Regions from separate parts of the Homo sapiens genome. Here region 1 is linked to region 2. Evidence: chromatin loops called from intact Hi-C (ENCODE). Cell type or tissue: mammary epithelial cell. All regions are shown on one strand. Each heading gives the region's core, and the rest is flanking DNA. Links, peaks and the distances in the headings are about the cores only.

The links. A loop is a pair of places that touch in the nucleus more often than their neighbours do. Peaks named below come from ENCODE experiments on the same cell type or tissue, not always from the same donor. Only the 100,000 strongest peaks of a DNase experiment are listed, where the experiment ranks them.
Region 1: it touches region 2 in a loop (11-fold over the local background); 93 of 110 quality-filtered maps call a loop at or near these places.

What each region holds. Positions count from the first base shown.
Region 1 is chr12:121,489,842-121,497,841 of GRCh38, reverse strand. KDM2B (lysine demethylase 2B) reads left to right here. Exons shown (of 23, transcript NM_032590.5): 12 at 3,177-3,263. Among named protein-coding and RNA genes, the nearest start is that of MIR7107, 49 kb to the right of the region's middle. RefSeq lists an enhancer at 6,727-7,440. In mammary epithelial cell, for the core only: a CTCF peak has its summit at 3,475 (motif pointing left); no DNase peak of the experiment used is centred there.
Region 2 is chr12:121,675,750-121,687,123 of GRCh38, reverse strand. The region is part of intron 1 of LOC105370034 (a long non-coding RNA gene); the gene reads right to left. Among named protein-coding and RNA genes, the nearest start is that of MORN3, 12 kb to the right of the region's middle. RefSeq lists an enhancer at 1-156. In mammary epithelial cell, for the core only: a CTCF peak has its summit at 4,883 (motif pointing right); no DNase peak of the experiment used is centred there.

The DNA of each region.
Region 1 (8,000 bases), core at 1-8,000, 190 kb after region 2:
ACAGGCGTGAGCCACCGCAACTGGCCAGAGTTAAACCATTTTTACTTTTTTTTCTGTTCTAGGATCCCACCCAAGGTACAATATTACATTTAGTCTCATCAGTCTTCTCTTAGCTGCCATAGTTTCTTAGACTTTCCTTGTTTTGATGACCTTGACAGTTTTGAGGAGATCTGTTCAGGCATTTTGTAGACTGTCCCTCTTTTAGTATTTGTGGCTTTATTTTATAAAAACTCTGGGGCCAGGTGCGGTGGCTCACACCTGTAATCCCAGCACTTTGGGAGGCCGAGGCGGGTGGATCACTTGAGGCTAGGAGTTTGAGACCAGCCTGGCCAACATGGTGAAACCCTGTCTCTACTAAAAATAACAAAAATTAGCCAGGGGTGGTGGCACACGCCTGTAATCCTAGCTACTCAGGAGGCTGAGGCAGGAGACTCGCTTGAACCTGGGAGGCAGAGGTTGCAGTGAACCAAGATGGTGCCACTGCACTCCAGCCTGGGTGACAGAGTAACACTCCATCTCAAAAAACAAACAAACAAACAAAACCCAACTTTGTTTATTGGAAGCTTACTCTAGGTTAGTCATTATGTGAGGCTTTGAGGATATAGCAGTGAATAAAGACACTTTATAAATAGCATTTACAAATCATTGACATTGACTATGGGACTTTGGGGAAGCTGTATGTGCCGGGGCTGGGATTTAAACCCCTGGAGCCAGTTCTAGAGCCAACATTCTTGACCACTGTGCTGTTTGCTGTTTCCTGTGGGCTAAGGAGGAAGTTCTTCAGGTTAACAGCCACATCTTGAAAAATCACTCAAAAAAAAAAAAAGAAAAATCATGCAAGCAAATTATGATCAGGAAAGTATGATAGGCGTGCAGTGGCTCACACCTGCAATCCCAGAACTTTGGGAGGCTCACACCTATAATCCCAGCACTTTGGGGGGCTCACACCTGCAATCCCAGCACTTTGGGGGGCTCACACCTATAATCCCAGCACTTTGGGGGGCTCACACCTGCAATCCCAGCACTTTGGGAGGCTCACACTCGCAATCCCAGCACTTTGGGGGGCTCACATCCGCACTCCCAGCACTTTGGGGGGCTGAGGCAGGTGTTTTGCTTGAGCCCAGAAATTCAAGACCAGCCTGTGCAACATGGTGAGAACCCATCTGTACAAATAATACAATTAGCTGGGCTTGGTGTTACGCACTTGTAGTCCCGGCTACTGAGGAGGCTGAGGTGGGAGGATCACTTGAGCCCAGGAGTTTGAGGCTACAGTGAGCTGAGATTGTGCCCCTGCACTCCAGCCTGGGTGACAGTCACACCCTGTCTCAAAAAAAAAAAAAAAAAAAAAGGACAATGAGCAGAGTAAACTGGAAGTAAGCTGGAGTCATTTCTAGTGAAGTGAATTAGGAAAGGTGAATTAAAATAATCTTCACCTTCATTTGTCTCCTGAGCGCTTCTGCTCTTCCTGCTCAGTGCTTCTGTATGATTTACTCTGTTCTTAAATGTCCGGAAAAAATGTTTTTGTACAATTCAACAATCCGTGGTCCAGGATCAGAATGGGCCAGTGATAGTTCTGTGTGTGCTTAAACACATTTTTTTGTGGGGTGCTGTGGATGTGTGGATGTAGCCAAAAAAAACCCTATGTGGGTGGTCCTGGGGCAGAAAGTCTGGTGCCAGAGAGTGGGGTTCTGGGGGTCTGTCTTCATAGTTTGGGGTAGCACTAAAATCCTGTGAGCCTTTCTGGGCCTTGGTAACCTCCCCTGTAAGTTAGCTGTTAGATAATTCAGCTGGGTAGCATTTTATACCTGGATGATGTTCTAAAGTCCAGCCACACAAGGCCAAAGTCTGGCAGAGTGAGAATTCCCTTTGAAGAACCTTCAAACTGCTCACCGAGAGTGAACACAGTGTGCCTCGTGGGAGATCGCCAAGCAGCCTGGCAGTCCGTCCAACGCAGCCCATTTTTCTGCCACAATTTGGCCACGTGACTCCATCCTCAGTCAGACCAGATCAAGCATCTTCTTGTATTTAGGGCCCATGTTGCAAAAAACATTTACACGTCGTCACACAGCAGGGTTAGGGTACATGTAGCAAGCTGACTAAAGGACGGAGTCATGGCTCTATGAAGGCATCAAGGTCTGGAGGTTGGTTTTGTTTGCTTCGCTGAGTACGTAGTTAAATTTGTGAACATTAGAGGATCCGTAGTGCCACCGCCCAGCCCTCCCAGAGTGCTTGGTAGGAATTAAATGAGGCACAGTGGCTTACCCCTGTAATCCCAGCATTTTGGTAGGCTAAGGAGGGAGGATTCCTCGAGGCCAGGAGTTTGAGACAAGCTTGGGCAACATGGCATATACCCTGTCTGCACAAAAAAATTTAAAAATTATGGCTGGGCGTGTTGGCTCACGCCTGTAATCCCAGCACTTTGGGAGGCCAAGGCAGGTGGGTCACTTGAGGTCAGGAGTTGGAGACTAGCCTGGCCAACATGGCAAAATCCTGTCTGTACTAAAAATACAAAAATTAGCCCAGCGTGGTGGTGCACACCTGCATTCACAGCTACTCGGGAGGCTGGGGCAGGGAAATCGCTTGAACCCAAGAGGCAGAAGTTGCTTGAGCCCAGATTGCGCCACTGAACTCCAGCCTGGGTGACAGAGTAAGACTTTGTCTAAAAAAAAAAAAAAAATTTAGCCAGGGAGGGTGCCATGCACCTGTGGTCTCAGCTACTTAGGAGGCTAAGGCATGAGGATCACTTGATCCAGGTGGTCAAGGATGTAGTGAGCTATGATTATACAACTGCACTCCGGCCTGGGTGACAGAGCAAGATTCTGTCTCAAAAAAAAAAAAAAAAGAAAAAGTTTGTGTGTGAGTCCCCGACGCTCTGGACAAGTGCTAGATGTCATAACTGTGATCATGGGTGATACATACGTGGAAGTCACAGGGAGGTATGTGATTTGCTTTGTTAAAGAAATTTTGTAGAGGGCAGAGGGGAACGTTGTGTGTTTCGTGGGCCCCAGGGGACCCTAGTGACTTGGTTTCTATTGAATGTGTGGGTGGTGGTGGAGTCAATGGCCAGGCGCTGACTTTGTGGAGTGTGATCCTTGCTGGACTATGTCTGCTGTTCAGCTGTCTTCAGAGACCTCCCCTTCCCCCTGGGCTAATATGGATGCTTTGTTTGGCCACAGAACGTCCTGAAGGAGCACGCAGATGATGACCCTAGTCTGGCCATCACTGGGGTCCCTGTGGTGACTTGGCCAAAGAAGACTCCAAAGGTAAGACGCAGCCTGCCTGCAGCGGGCGGCCGCTTCCCACCTCCTTCCCACCTCCTGTAGGGTGAACAGCCGCGACTTTTTGGGTAGCTATGGGGCCTCCTGAGATGAAGGCACCGCAGTTAAGATGAAGGATTTTGGTGATTTGTTCCATGTTTTTGTTTTTAAAAGGGGGTTGCTTTACCTAGCTGTGGGAACTGCGAACAGTGCCGCCTGGTGGTCACTTGGAAAACTGGGGGGTGCTGACACCTCGCCTTTCCCTGTGGTTAGGTGGATTTTCTGTCTCTCCTTCCCTCACTCCCTTGCTTCTTCCCTTCCTTTTCCCTTTTCCTTTAATTGCTTCATGGGCTGTCTTCTCCTCTTTTGAAAGGAACTTTTTCTCAGTGTGTAAAACTGGTTGATGCTCAACATAAAAATGTCTAATCGGTCGAGCGCGGTGGCTCACGCCATAATCTCAGCATTTTGGGAAGTCTAGGCGGGTGGATCACCTGAGGTCAGGAGTTCGAGACCAGCCTGGCCAACATGGCAAAACCCCGTCTCTACTAAAAATACAAAAAATGCGAGCATGGTGGTGCACACATGTGGTCCCAGCTACTTGGGAGGCTGAGGCAGGAGAATCACTTGAACCTGGGAGGTGGAGGTTGCAGTGATCAGAGACTGCACCACTGCACTCCAGTCTGGGCTACAAAGTGAGACTCTATCTCAAAAAATAAAATAAAATAAAATAAAAAAAAAATGTCTAATCAAACGGGAAAGGACCAGGACATGAGGAAGAGGAATAATGGCTGTATTGTTGAGGACTTTGTAGGAGCAGTTTGTTGTCTGGACCTCCACAGCCCTTATCTTATTTACGCTTCAGCAACTCTGTGGGGTAGACAGTTGTGACTGTCATTTTACAGATGAGGAAACTGAGGCTTGAAAAGGTCAAGTCACCCGTTAGGACAGCCAAGTACACAAAGATCGGTCAGTTTGGCAGCAGAGGCCAAATTTTCATCCAGTGCTCACCTCAAAGTCCACCATCCAGAGAAAACAGTTTTGGTGAGCACCCTTCCAAAGGCGGTCCTAGGTGGGATACATATGTATCAGGTCATCTCTGTACCATCCGTCTGCCTCCACGCAGCTTCACTACTTCCTTGGACAAGTTACATAGTGTCCTGAGCCTTACTTTCCTTGATTATAAAGATGGGTTATACCAAGACTTTCTTCAGTGGTTGTCAGAACTAAATGAGATAAGGCATGCAAAACCCTTCAGACAAGGGCTGACCTGAGGTTAGTGCACTCTAAATATTATTTGTGACTTCAGTAGCCCCAAGAGGTATTTTGTTAATTTCTGATTTTTTTGGGGTTTTTTTTGGCTATTGTAAAAAACACTGAAGCCAGGCATGGTGGCTTATGCCTGTTGTTCCAGCTACTCCAGAAGCTGAGGGGGGAGGATCACCTGAGCCCAGGAGTTCAAGATCAACCTGGGTAACATAATGAGAACTCATCTCTACCAAAAAAAAAAAAAAAAAAAAAAAAAAAAGCCAGGCATGATAGTGCATGCCTGTAGTCCCAGCTATTTGGGAGGCTTAAGCAGGAGGATCGCTTGAGCCCAGGAGCTTGAGGCTGCAGTGAGCTGTGATTGCACCACTGCACTTCAGTCTGGGCAACAGATTGAGACCCTGTCTCAAAACAAAAAGGAGAAAGAAAGAAAAAAGTATGCTGTAACAGATTTCAAACACTTTTCTTTTTCTTTTTTTTTCTTTTTTTTTTGAGACGGAGTTTTGCTCTTGTCACCCAGGCTGGAGTGCAGTGGCGTGATCTCGGCTCACTGCATCCTCCGCCTCCGGAGTTCAAGCGATTCTCCTGCCTCAGTCTCCTGAGTAGCTGGGATTACAGGCACCCGCCACCATGCCCAGCTAATTTTTTGTATTTTTAGTAGAGACAGAGTTTTGCCATGTTGGGCAGTCTGGTCAATTTCAAACACTTATTACAGGCCTGGTGCAGTGGCTCTCGCCTGTAATCCCAGTACTTTGAGAGGCCAAGGTGGGCAGATCACTTGAGGTCAGGAGTTCGAGACTAGCCTGGCCAACATGGCGAAACTCCGTCTCTACTAAAAATACAAAAATTAACTGGGCATGGTGGCACGCGCCTGTAATCCCAGCTACTCAGGAGGCTGAGGCAAGAGAATTGCTTGAACCTGGGAGGTGGAGGTTGCAGTGAGCTGAGATGGCGCCACTGCACTTCAGCCTGGGGATGCACTATAGTTTTATTTGCTAAATCTGGCAACTGTAGTTGAAATGACTATATTTTTGATATATTGTTGAAACAAAATGGATTATTCCGATGAATTTCATTGTTTCTTTTTACCTTTTCAAATGTGGCAACAAAAAAACTCAAAAGTACCTATGTGGCTCACCTTCTATTTCTTTTATTTATTTATTTACACAGAGTCTTAACTCTGTTGCCCAGGCTGGAGTGCAGTGGTGCAATCATAGGTCACTGCAACCTCTGCCTCCCTGGATCAAGCGATCCTCCCATCTTAGCCTCCCGAGTAGCTGGGACCACAGGCACATGCCATCACGCCTGGCTAGTTTTTTGTAGTTTTGGTAGAGATGAGGTTTTGCCATGTTGCCAAGGCTGAACTCCTGAGCTCAAGCAAGCCGCCTGCCTCGGTCTCCCAAAGTGTTGTGATTACAGGCGTGAGCCACAGTGCCTGACTTACCTTCTGTTATTTCTATTGAGCAGTGCTCTTCTGCATAATTCTTTGATTATCTTCTTCAGGTGTACTTTTTTTTTTTTTTTTTTTGAGATGGAATCTTGCTCTTGTCACCAGGCTGGAGTGCAGTGGTGCAATCTCGGCTCACTGCCACCTCCGCTTCCTGGGTTCAAGTGATGCTCTTGCCTCAGCCTCCCGAATAGCTGGGATTACAGGCGCGTACCACCACGCCCGGCAAATTTTTTGTATTTTTAGTAGAGACGGGGTTTCACCATGTTGGCCAGGCTGATCTTGAACTCCTGACCTTAGGTGATGTGCCCACCTCGGCCTCCCAAAGTGCTGGAATTAAAGGCGTGAGCCACCATGCCCGGTCATAAATAAATATTTTAAAAATAAGGAAGTAAATAACTTCAGAGCCACAAAATGGTGTGAAGCAGAAGAAGAATGAATACCCCAGGTCCACCACCGAGCCCTGAAAATAAATGACCACCAGCTCAGCTGAAACTCCTGGGCACTCCCCAGTATACACAGCAGCTTCCAGATGCAGTTTGTCTATTTGACTTTACCCTTCCCATGAGGCTGGGAGATGGAGGGTGTTATCGCCCCAGTGCAGTTGAGGAAGCACAGAGCTCGGAGAGGTGCAGCAGTGCCTCTCGGGCCACTTCCTTAGGAGAAGAAAGGCGTTGGACCCCAGATGTGCAGGTTTCTGTCATTGCACAGTGAGGAACCAGTGATATGTGGCGGGGAGAGTGGGGAGGGAGGCCCCTGCTATGTTTATGCATTTCCTGGCTGGTGGGGTTAAAAAGTTAACAGGAAAGGAAGAAGTAACTAAACGACTGACTGCCTGGGCTGCCCGGGGTCTCTGGGTTCCCAGGTTGCAGCTTCCTCCCATTGGATGCAGGTTGGGGTGAAAGATCAAGGGTGCTCACTGAGGCCCTCAGGATGCGAGGTAGGGAGTGGTATTTGATCTGGGTCGGGTTACCTAACAAGTAATTAATGCTAAGTGATGATTAGCAAGAAATGCTTTGATCTCCCACCTTGCCTCCAGGAGAACAAAGCCCTTTTCTGGAACTGATTAGGTGCTGTGAGGTCATTTCTGATGCGGTGTCCTTCATATCCAAGATGCTACTGAGCCACCATCTATCACCATCCACCCGACTGGCTGTTTCCACGAGTGGTGTAGGATTTGTTTTGATCTGTCTACACTCTGGCTGCTTCCTTTTATGACCAACGGGCAGGATGGTGGGGGCCTGTCTGTGACCTTACAGGCTGGGTGAAGGAACGGAGCTTATTTGAGGCCCAGCCTCTGACCTCGGCCTTATTAGTGAGCTGACCCCTGGCTCAGCTGCCAGACATGGCTACTGGCTGGCTTGCTGGTTTATTCCCAGAGGAAGAAACTGAGGAAGGACGGAGGACCCAGCCATGACTGCCTCTGGCTAGCAAGCCAGCCTGTGGACCCTGCCAGCTTCTTCATCCATTATCTCTAGTGGCCAAACCAGGCTGCCACTTGAATTTCAATTATTGGCAATTTTTCTGGAGTATGGGAGCAGAGAGGCTGGAGTGTGGAGGACAAGCACCCTGATGGGGGCATGGAGACAGTCCTCATCAGTAGCTGTTGGATCAGCTTCCTTACGGGGACATTTTGGGGCCACACAGGAGCCACAGGAGGAAGCAACACACCCTCGATGCCTTGTGACCTTTGCTTCTGCTTTGTCTCTCTCCCCTTTCCTCCGAAGTTGGTCCGTTCCATCCCAGAGGCCTGCTCCGTCTGGGGTCCCTCCGGAGTGACACACAGCCTTTCCCTGAAGGAGAGGCACGTGATTCAGTGAGAGAGGCCCCGAGTGCTTCCGGCGGGTCCCTGCCCCGCTCTCAGTCCTGTCGGCCCGCAGTCATGAAGCTGATGCTGTGCAGTTGAGGCGGAGGAGGCTGGCAATAATGGCTGTCGTGTATTGCCACCTACTCAGGGTCCTGTAATTTCCCAGGAAGGCCGTGTGCTGTAATGAGGACCAGTCCCCAGGCTGGTGGCATCAGCTTCACCTGGG
Region 2 (11,374 bases), core at 1,717-9,716:
TGCTGACGTATGCGCATGTGTAAAGGGGCGGGTCTGGTTAATTGCGCGGGAGATTGTGGGTCCACTGAACTCACGCGACTGTCTCCGCCCACTTAAATAGGCGGGCGGAGCCGAGGGCCCAGTCTGGCTTCAGGAAGCGCAGGCGCATTGAGTACAGGAACGTGACTCAGGCACCGGGGCGACCTTCACGCATGCTCATTTAAATAAGGCAAAGAGCTTATTACACCAGCTCCAGGACCCGCCTTTCTCTCTTAACCAGCCTCTGGCTTTTAAAGGGCCAGAATTCCTCCGAATTATGGATTTTTTGGTTTGGGGTTTTTAAAATAATTTTATTTTATTTTATTGTGGTAAAAATACTTGACATGAGAGTATTTTTAAAGTGTACCATATAGTATATTGTTAGCTGTAGATACAACCGAATTGCTTTTTTATATTAAGCATTTATTGAGCACCTACTATGTGTAAACCAAACTTACATTGCTGTGTGCATTTTACAATTTTTCTCCTGTAATAATATGTAATAATTACGTTCATATGTATATTTTTGCATAAATTTATTCCTCCATCCCAGTGTACTATTCCTTTCTTTGGTGGCAATTCTCTCTCTCTTTTTTTTTTTTTTTTTTGAGACAAAGTTTCATTCTTGTTGCCCAGGCTGGCATGCAATGACGCGATCTGGGCTCCCTGCAACCTCCGCCTCCCGGGTTCAAGCGATTCTCTCCTACCTCAGCCTCCCGAGTAGCTGGCATTACAGACACCCGCCACCACACCTGGCTAATTTTTTTGTATTTTTAACTAGAGACGGGTTTTCACCATGTTGGCCAGGCTGGTCTCAAACTCCTGACCTCATGATCTGCCCGCCTCGGCCTCCCAAAGTGCTGGGATTACAGGCGTGAGCCACCGTGCCCGGCCCCAGCCTCTCTTTAAAATTATTTTTATTTATTATTATTTTTTAAGAGACGGGGTCTCACTCTGCCATCCAGGCTAGAATACAGTGGCGAGATCATAACTCACTGCAGCCTCCATCTCCTGGGCTCAAGCGATCCTACCTCACCCTCCCGAGTAGCTGTACTACAGGTGCGCATCACCACATCTGGCTTTTTTCTTTTCTTTTTTTCTTTTAAGATTGTGTCTCACTGTGTCTCCCAGGCTGGAGTGCGTAGCTCACTGCAGCCTCTAATTCATGGGCTCGAGCAATCGTCCTACCTCAGCCTCCCAAGTAGCGAGGACTATATAGAGACATGGTCTTGTTGCCCAAGCTAGACTGGAACTCCTGGCCTCAAGCGATTTTCCTGCCTTGGCCTCTCAAAGCACTGGGATGACCTGACTGAAGGCAATTCTCTGGAATGGGAGGCAATGTGGGGTTCTGGGCCGGTCTTCCCAGGTTAAGAGGCCTGCGACTGAATTTTGGCTCTTTCACTTCCTTGCTCTTTTACTGTGGATATGTCACCTAACTTCTGGGAACCTAACAGTTGCCTGCTTTTTATTTATTTATTTTTATTTTATTGTTTGAGACAGGGTCTCACTCTGTTGCCCAGACTGGCGTGCAGTGGCACGATCTTGGCTCATTGCAACCTCCACCTCCCAGGTTCAAGCAATTCTCCTGCCTCAGCCTCCTGAGTAGCTGGGATTACAGGTGTGCACCACCACACCAAGCTAATTTTTGTATTTTTAGTAGAGACGAGGTTCCACTATGTTGGCCAGACTGGTCTCGAACTCCTGACCTCAAGTGATCCACCTGCCTCAGCCACCACGCCCAGCTAATTTTTGTATTTTTAGTAGAGACCGGGTTTGCTGTGTTGGCCAGGCTGGTCTTGAACTCCTGACCCAAGTGATCCTCCTACCTCAGCCTCCCAAAGTGCTGGGATTACAGCGGTGAGCCACTGCGCCTGGACAGTTTGCTTCTTTTTAAAACAAAGATCAGGATACCTACCAATCTCACAGGATTGTTGCAAAAAGTAAATTCTTTAAAAAGTGTGTGTGAAGTCAGGAAGCTGAGGCAGGAGAATCTCTTGAACCCAGGAGGCGGCGTTTGCAGTGAGCTGAGATCGCGCCACTGCACTCCAGCCTGGGCGACAGAGCGAGACTCCGTCTCAAAAAAAACCAAAAAACAAAAAAAAGTATGTGAAGTGCCAAGTACTGTGCCTCATGCCAGCTATATATGTTGAACAAATAGTCATTAAGTGGAATTATTCAGTCAGAAAATGGTTTTATAGTTCCTGTAACAGTTCCAGATGGTTCTTCAGGAAGATTTACCTAATTGCGAGGATGGCTAGCCATGTGTAATGGTGTCTCTTTTTCCAATATCGCAGGCCATCATTTTTACACATTTTTCCTAGTCTAGACAGTATGTAATGGTATGGCAGGGTTATTTTAATTTTCATTTATTTAATTCTAGTGAGGCCATGCATTTTTCCTTGGGATGATTTATTAGCTTTATTTCTTTGCCTAACAACTATTTTCTAACACTGTAATTTTCACTGGCTTATCCCTGCAGACATGATGTTAGGTTTTGACAGAGCATGTTGTTGACCTTTTTTTTTTTTTTTTTTTGAAACGGAGCCTTGCTCTGTTGCCCAGGCTGGAGTGCAATGGCGCGATCTCGGCTCACTGCAACCTCTGCCTCCTGGGTTCAAGCAATTCTCCTGCCTCAGCCTCTGGAGTAGCTGGGATTACAGGTGCCTGCCACCATGCCCAGCTAATTTTTGTATTTTTATTAGAGACGAGGTTTCACCATATTGGCCAGGCTGGTCTTGAACTCCTGACCTCAAGTCACACTTTGAGAGGCCGAGACCAGGCAGGCCAGAGTGCTGGGATTATAGGCGTAGCCACCACATCCAGCCTGACCCTTTTTTTTTCTGGAGAAAGAGGGTTAGGGGGAGAGAGAGAAGCAAAAGGAAACTCTCCAAAGAAGGGATTGAGGCTACAGTGAAAACTCATCCCTAGAGCAGCTCTGTCCAGTAGAACTGGCGAGGGTGCCACAATGTCTGCATATGTCTGTCCCATATAGTCCAGCATGTGTCCACAAAGCACTTGGAACGCGGCTACTGTGACTGAGGAATTTTTAATTTTATCTAACTTAAATTTAAATTCAAATACAAGGGAGGGGACAGGCACAGTGGCTCACACTTGTAATCTCAGCACTTTGGGAGGCTGAGGCAGGAGGATCACTCTAGCCTACGAGATCGAGACCAGCCTGGGCAACACAACGAAACCTGGTCTCTACAAAAAATACAAAAGTTAACCGAGTGTGGTGGTACACACCTGTGGTCCCAGTTCCTTGGGAGGCTGAGGTGAGAGGATCACTTGAGCCCAGGAGGTTGAGGCTGCAGTAAGCCATGAGTACACCGCTGCACTCCAGCCTGGGTGACAAAGTGAGACTCTGCCTCACAAATAAATAAATAAATAAATAAATACAAGGGAGGCTGAGGCAGGAGTTCAAAGCTGCAGTGAGGTATGATCAGGCCACTTTACTCCACCCTGGGCAACAGAGTGAGCCCCTGTCTCTAAAAATAATAATATAAATACATAAATAAATAAATAAACAAACAAAAATAGCCACCTCATTGATGACACCTCATTTTCTTTTTTCTTTTTTTTTTTTTTTGAGACGTAGCCTCATTCTGTCGCCCAGGCTGGAGTGCAGTGGCACAATATCGGCTCACTGCAACCTCCGCCTCCCGGGTTCAAGCGATTCTCCTGCCTCAGCCTCCGGAGTAGCTGGGACTACAGGCGCTGGCCACCACGCCCAGCTAATTTTTGTATTTTTAGTAGAGACGGGGTTTCACCATATTGGCCAGGCTGGTCTCGAACTCCTGACCTCGTGATCCTCCCACCTCGGCCTCCCAAAGTGCTGGGATTACAGGCATGAGCCACCGTGCCCGGCCCAGATGGCACCTCATTTTCCTTTGGAAAAATAAGGGGAAAAAGGAGACAAAAAAAGGGGCCTACAAAGTCAACTCAGGAGTGTCCTCACACATATAGAAGGACTCGAATTTAGACTTTTGGCATTGTTCCGGAGAGAGATGGTCCCAGAGACTATTGGTTTTGACAAAATGCTGTGTTCAGTTTGTGAAAATTTATCAAGGTATACACTGATGATATTTCCACTTTTTTTTTTTTTTGAGACAGGGTCTCACTTTGCCACCCAGGCTGGTATGCATAGGCATGATTACTGGTCACTGCAACCTTCACTTCCTGGGCCTTGGGTGATCCTCCCACCTCAGCCTCTGGAGTAGGTGGGACCATAGGCATGCACCACATTGCCCAGCTAATTAAAAAAATTTTTTTGTAGAGACGAGATTTAGCCATGTTGCCCAGGTTGGTCTCAAATGCCTGGTCTCAAGCAATCTATCTGCATTGGCCTCTGAAAGTGTTGGGATTACAGGTGTGAGCCACCGCTCCTGGCCCCCCCCCTTTTTTTTTTTTTTTGAGACAGGGTCTTGCTCTGTCACCAAGGCTGAAGTGCAGTGGTGGGATCACCACTCACTGAAGCCTCGACCTCTCGACCTCCTGGGCTCAAGTGATCTCGCCTCAACCTCCTGAGTAGCTGAGACTACAGGCATGCACTACCACATCCAGCTATTTTTAAATTTTTTTAATTTTTTTTGAGATGGGGGTCTCACTATGTTGCCCAGGCTGGTCTGATCTGACCTTAAGCAATCCTCCTACTTGGGCCTCCCAAAGTGTTGGGATTACAGGGGTGAGCCACCATGCCTGCCCCACTTTTCTATATGCACTTTACACTTCCATAAAAAGTTAAACAAAATTTAGCCCATTCTATGTTACCTTCTTTTGACATTTACCTGGTTTTCAATTTAGCAGAAATCTCAAAAAAAAAAAAAAAGTGGTCTGTGACTCGCTCTGGACACCTGACAGCCCCTAGAGGGCGCTCATTCTGCATGAGAGACTTTTTCTTTTTTTTCTTTTTTCTTTTTTTTTTTTTGAGACGGAGTGTCGCTCTTGTTGCCCAGGCTGGAGTGCAATGGCGTGATCTTGGCTCACTGCAACCTCCGCCTCCCAGGTTCAAGCGATTCTCCTGCCTTAGCCTCCGGAGTAGCTGGGATTACAGGTATGCACCATCAAGCCCGGCTAATTTTGTATTTTTAGTAGAGACGGGGTTTCTCCATGTTGGTCAGGCTGGTCTCAAACTCCTGACCTCAGGTGATCCGCCCACCTTAGCCTTCCAAAGTGCTGGATTACAGGCCTGAGCCACCGTTCCCAGCTGTACACTTTAAATGAGTGAATTCTGGCCAGGCACGGTGGCTTACACCTGTAATCCCAGCACTTTGGGAGGCTGAGGCGTGCTGATCACAAGGTCAGGAGTTTGAGACCAGCCTGGCCAATGCGGTGAAACCCCGTCTCTACTGAAAATACAAAAATTAGCTGGGCATGGTGGCAGGCGCCTGTAATCCCAGCTACTCGGGAGGCTGAGGCAGGAGAATCGCTTGAGCCTAGATCGTGCCACTGCACTCCAGCCTGGACGACAGAGTGAGACTCCATCTTAAATAAATAAATAAATAAATGAAGTGTACAATTCAATAGTTTTTAGTGTGTCCACAGACTTATGCAACTATCAGCACGGTGAAATTGAGAACATTTTCAAAATAAATAAATAAGTGTACAATTCAATGGTTTTTAGTGTGTCCACAGACTTATGCAACTATCAGCACGGTGAAATTGAGAACATTTTCAAAATAAATAAATAAATAAATAAAGTGTACAATTCAATGGCTTTTAGTGTGTCCACAGACTTCTGCAACTATCAGAATGGTGAAATTGAGAACATTTTCAAAATAAATAAATAAATAAATAAGTGTACAGTCCAATGGTTTTTAGTGTGTCCACAGACTTATGCAACTATCAGCACCGTGAAATTAAGAACATTTTCAAAAGAAACCCTGTAGTCCTTAGCTATCACTTCCCTCTCCAGTCCCTGGCAAGCACTAATCTACCGTCTGTCTCTGTGCCTTTGCCTATCTCAGACATTTCAAATGAATGGAATCACATACTGTGTGTCCTTTTAGCATTTATACACTTCCACTTAGCATTATGGGCTTTTTTTTTCTTTTTTTGAGTCGGAGTTTTGCTCTTGTTGCCCAGGCTGGAGTGCAGTGATGCGATCTCAGCTCACTGTGCAACCTCTGCCTCCTGGGTTCAAGAGATTCTCCCGCCTCAGCCTCCCGAGTACCTGGGATTACAGGCGTCCACCACGACACCCAGCTAAGTTTTTGTATTTTTAGTAGACATGGGGTTTCACCATGTTGGCCAGGCTGGTCTCAAACTCCTGACCTCAGGTGATCCACCTGCCTCGGCCTCCCAAAGTGCGGGATCACAGGTGTGAGCCACCGCGCCCGGCCGCCAGCATTACATTTTTACGGTTCACCATTTTGTAGCACCTATCAGAATTTCATTCCTAGGCCGGGTGCAGTGGCTCACGCCTGTAATCTCAGCACTTTGGGAGGCCAAGTTGGGCAGATCACTTAAGGTTAGGAGTTCGAGACCAGCCTGGCCAACATAGTGAAACCTCGTCTCTAGTAAAAATACAAAATTAGCCAGGTGTTGTGGCACACGCCTGTAATCCCAGCTACTCTGGAGCCTGAAGTGGGAGAATCTCTTGAACCTGGTAAGAGAAGGTTGCAGTGAGCCGAGATTGCACCACTGCACTTCAGCAAGGGCGAGAGAGTGAGATTCTGTCTTAGAAAAAAAAAAAAAAGCTGGGCGCGGTGGCTCACGCCTGTAATCCCAGCACTTTGGGAGGCTGAGGCTGGCGGATCACGAGGTCAGGAGATCGAGACCATCCTGCCTAACACAGTGAAACCCCATCCCTACTAAAAAAAAATACAAAAAATTAGCCAGACATGGTGGCGGGCGCCTGTAGTCCCAGCTACTCTGGAGGCTGAAGCAGGAGAATGGTGTGAACCTGGGAGGTGGAGCTTGCAGTGAGCCGAGATGGTGCCACTGCATTCCAGCCTGGGTGACAAAGCGAGACTCCATCCCAAAAAAAAAAAAAAAAAGAACTTCATTCCTTTTTATAGCCAAATAGGATTCCATGGCATGAACAGAGCGCATTCTGTTTATCTGCTCATCTATTGATGGATATCTGGATGGTGTCCACCTTTTGTCTATTATGTGCTATGGCCCATGCCTGTAATCCCAGCACTTTGGGAGACCGAGGTGGGCGGATCACTTGAGGTCAGGAGTTGGAGACCGGGCTGGCCAACGTGGTGAAACCGTCTCTACTAAAAATACAAAATTAGCCGGGCATGGTGGCAGTGCCCGTAGTCCCAGCTACTTGAGAGGCCGAGGTACAAGAATCACTTTAACCCAGGAGGTGGAGGTTGCAGTGAGCCAAGATCGCATCACTGCACTCCAGCCTGGGTGACAGAGCGAGACTCTGTAAAAGAAAAAAAAAAAAAAACAAATCTCAGGACTCCCTGCCAAGGCTGAACATCCAGGAAGAAAGCTAAAGGTCTGTGCCCAGAAGAGGGTCAACAAGACCATGCCTTGCTGATTGAGGGGACATTTATCTGTGGGTGTTGAGGGGAGTCCCTCTTGCCCCAGACTATACAGGGCAACTCCTCTCACCCAAAGCTGTAAACAAGATCCTTGAATATGGCGCTCAGCCATATCCTTGCCACTCAGATCTGGAAGTGATTACCCGAAGGGTATTTGGGACAGGAGCCCCCCAGGCCTAATGCTCTTGGCATGTCAGTATCTGGGAGGGGCCAGCCTGAACCACCTACTCAGGTGTTGTGAATAATGTTACCCAACTCTGACCCCATAGGGAGAATAATCTCATAGATTTGTGTAACCTGCCCTTCCGGCTGGCCTGCAGATGCAGATGAGCCCTAATTTGGCCCAGATTCTTCTCGATGGGGCGGTCCTGGCTTCCTCTGAGCCAGGGTCTGATTAGGGGCTGCGAATGAGCTCTTTGCCATGCTGGGACTGAGGCTTGGGGCTGTGTCTTAGGCTGGTCAAGGAAGAGAAGGTTCCAAGTCATGAGGCACCCCTCAACGAGTGGCAGGGTGGCTCTGGACAGGCCAACAGGCAAGAGACAGTTTGTACCGGGTTGAAGATGGGCCTGGGCTGCTGGCTAGGTACCTAAGGAGGAGAGGAAAATTTCATAAAAAGAACCACAGTGGCAGCAGCATGACTGGCCAGGGGCCGACTCCAGACCCAGCTGGGCCAATCAGGGTTTGGGGATTGGAATTCAGAAACAGCCAGTAAGTTTGTTTGAGGGATTGGAACTGAGGTGATAAAAGGGGCAGCTGCTTCCCACCATGAGAAAGCTGATTCACAGAACCAGAAAGACTGAGGCGGGGAGGGGGAGAGAGAGAGAGAGAGAGAGAGAGAGAGGAGGCTTTGCTGTAGACAGGTGTCCAACGCTGGAGTCCAGTTCCTTGTAAACTCCAGCTGAATTTCCTGTTATTAGACTCCACGAAAGACTCTTAACATCCTTGTAATAAATTTCCCTTTTGGGGTAATATGAAATGCTTTCTCTACTGGCAACCAAAGAACCTTGTATAAGGCAGGAAGATACACTGAGGAAGTTTTCTATCCATCAATTACAGTCTACTGGGAGAGAGAAAGGTGCACCCAATGAATTAAATATAGATGATGCAATAAGGCCAGGTGCAGGGGCTCATGCCCTCTCAAAGTAATCCCAGCACTTTGAGAGGCCCAGGCGGGAGGGTCGTTTGAGCCCAGGAGTTTGAGACTATCCTGGGCAACATAGTGAGACCCCCTATCTCTACAAAAAATAAGATAATTAGATGGGTGTGGTGGTGTGTGCCTGTAATCCCTGCTATTGGGAGGCCAAGGCAGGAAGATCACTTGAGCCCAGGAGTTTGAGGCTGCAGTGAGCCATGTTCATGCCACTACATTCCAGCCTGGGCGACAGAATGAGACCCTACTTCTATGATATGGTTTGGATCTGCGTCCCTTCCCAAATCTTATATTGAAATGTAATCCCCAATGCTGGAGGTGGGGCCTGCTGGGAGGTGAGTGGATCATGGGAGAGGTTTCTCATGGTTTAATACCATCCCTTTTGGTGCTGTCATCGGGAGAGTGAGTTCTCATGAGATCTGACTGTTTTTTTTAAAAAAAGCACTGGCCAGGAGCAGTGACTTATGCCTCTTATCACAGCACTTTGGGAGGCCGAGGCAGGTAGATCACCCGAGGTCAGAAGTTCAAGACCAGGCTGGCCAACATGGTGAAACCCCATCTCTACTAAAAATACAAAAATTGGCTGGGCGTGGTGGTGGTTGCCTGTAATCCCAGCTACCCAGGAGGCTGAGGCAGGAGAAAGGCTTGAACCTGGGAGGCAGAGGTTACAGTGAGCGGAGACGGCGCCATTGTACTCCAGCGTGGGCAACAAGAGTGAAACTCTGTCTCAGAAAAAAAAAAAAAAAAAAAAAAAAAAGCAGAATGGTGAGTGCCAGGGGCTGAGGAAAGGGAAGGGGAACAAGAGTTAGTGTTGAATGGGGCTGAATGTTTGTTTGGCAAGATGAAAAAGTTCTGGAGATGGATGGAGGTGATGGTTGTAGGACAATGTCAATGTACTTAATGCCCCTAAAGTGTGCACTTAAAAATATTTAAAATATAAGTTTGTAGTTGGGACAAAAATAAAATGGTAACTTTAATGTTATGTATATATTACCAAAATAAGAAATCACCAAAAAGAAAAAAAGGAAAAACATCACCTCAAAGTCTGTGTGGTCTTGAAGCAAGGCTCCTACACTCCAGCGTGGGTCAGCCGTTACCTGTGGGTCACCTGGAGGGTGTCAGCTCTGGGCACTCCCAGCTGTCTGCCCAAACAGGTGAAGTGGCTTCAGTAACTCAGGGACCGTCGTCTGAAGAACTGGAGGTGAAAGAACCAAAGTACTTAGAAACCAGGGGGTCAGGCCAGGCACAGTGGCTCACACCGGTAATCCCAGCACTGTGGGAGGCCGAGGCAGGTGGATCACCTGAGGTCAGGAGTTTGAGACCAGCCTGGCCAACATGGTGAAACCCTGTCTATACTAAAAATACAAAAATTACCCGGGCGTGGTGGTGAGCGCTTGTAATCCCAGTCACTCAGGAGGCTGAGGCACAAGAATCGCTTCAACCCAGGAGGCAGAGGTTGCAGTGAGCTGAGATCGCGCCATTGTACTCCAGCCAGGGCGACAGAATGAGACTCTGTCTCAAAAAAAAAAAAAAAGAAAGAAAAAAAAAGAAAGAAAGAAAGAAAAAGAAACCTGGGGTCAGCACACAGAACTGGTAGGAAGGACCTAAAGGGACCAAGGTGGGCACCAGCAGTGTTGGCTGCAGTCTCGGGTCACCTGCACCAACTGGGCAGCAATCTTACCAGGGACATATATTTTTGGTGTTATGGGACACCTGACCACACTACTCTAGCAGTCAGAGTCTTGGTAGAAAACCCAAATCACGTGCCAAGTAGTTCCACAAAAAGAATTTCTTCATAGTGATAACAGTGTTGGATGGATAGAAAGAGCAGCAGGAGAAAAGATGATACCTAGGGCTGGAGAGGCGAAGGGAAGAAGTGCTCACAGAGCCCACAGGCCAGACCTGGGCAGCAAGAGATGAAACCAGGTGCACTTTCTGCCAGAGACACTCCCTGAAGCAGAGAAAGAGGGAAAGACCCCAGCATCTGCCATTGGCTGAATGCAGCCAGAAGTCACTGCGGGGAAGTCACTGCCCAGAGGCAGGAGGCAGCATCCCTGCCAAACAAAGCACAGCAGGAGAAGGGCAAATAATGGATCTGCCTGGTGTGGTGGCTGGCACTTGTAATCCTAGCACTTTGAGAGGCTAAGGCGGGGAGGAGACTTGAGGCCAGGAGTTCGAGACCGGCCTAGGCAAAATAGTGAAACCTGTCTCCAAAAAAAAAAAAAAAAAAAAAAGTAGCGAAGTGTGGTGGTGTGTCCCTGCAGTCCCAGCTACTGAGGAGGCTGAGGCAAGATAATCTCTTGAGCCCAGGAGTTCAAGGCTGCAGTGAGCTCTGATTGCGCTGCTGCACTCTAGCCTGGGTACAAAGCAAGATATTGTCTATAAAAAAAAAAATAGAAGAAAAATAAAAAGGCCAGGCTCAGTGGCTCATGCCTGTAATCCCAGCACTTTGGGAGGCCAAGGTGGGTGGCTCACCTGAGGTCAGGAGTTCAAGACCAGCCTGGCCAACATGGTGAAACCCCGTCTCTACAAAAAATACAAAAATTAGCCGGGCATGGTGATGCATACCTGTAATCCTAGCTACTCGGGAGGCTGAGGCAGGAGAATCACTTGAACCCGGGAGGCAGAGGTTGCAGTGAGCAGAGATCGTGCCACTACACGCCAGCCTGGGTGACAAAGTGAGACTCTGTCTCAAAAAATAAAAATA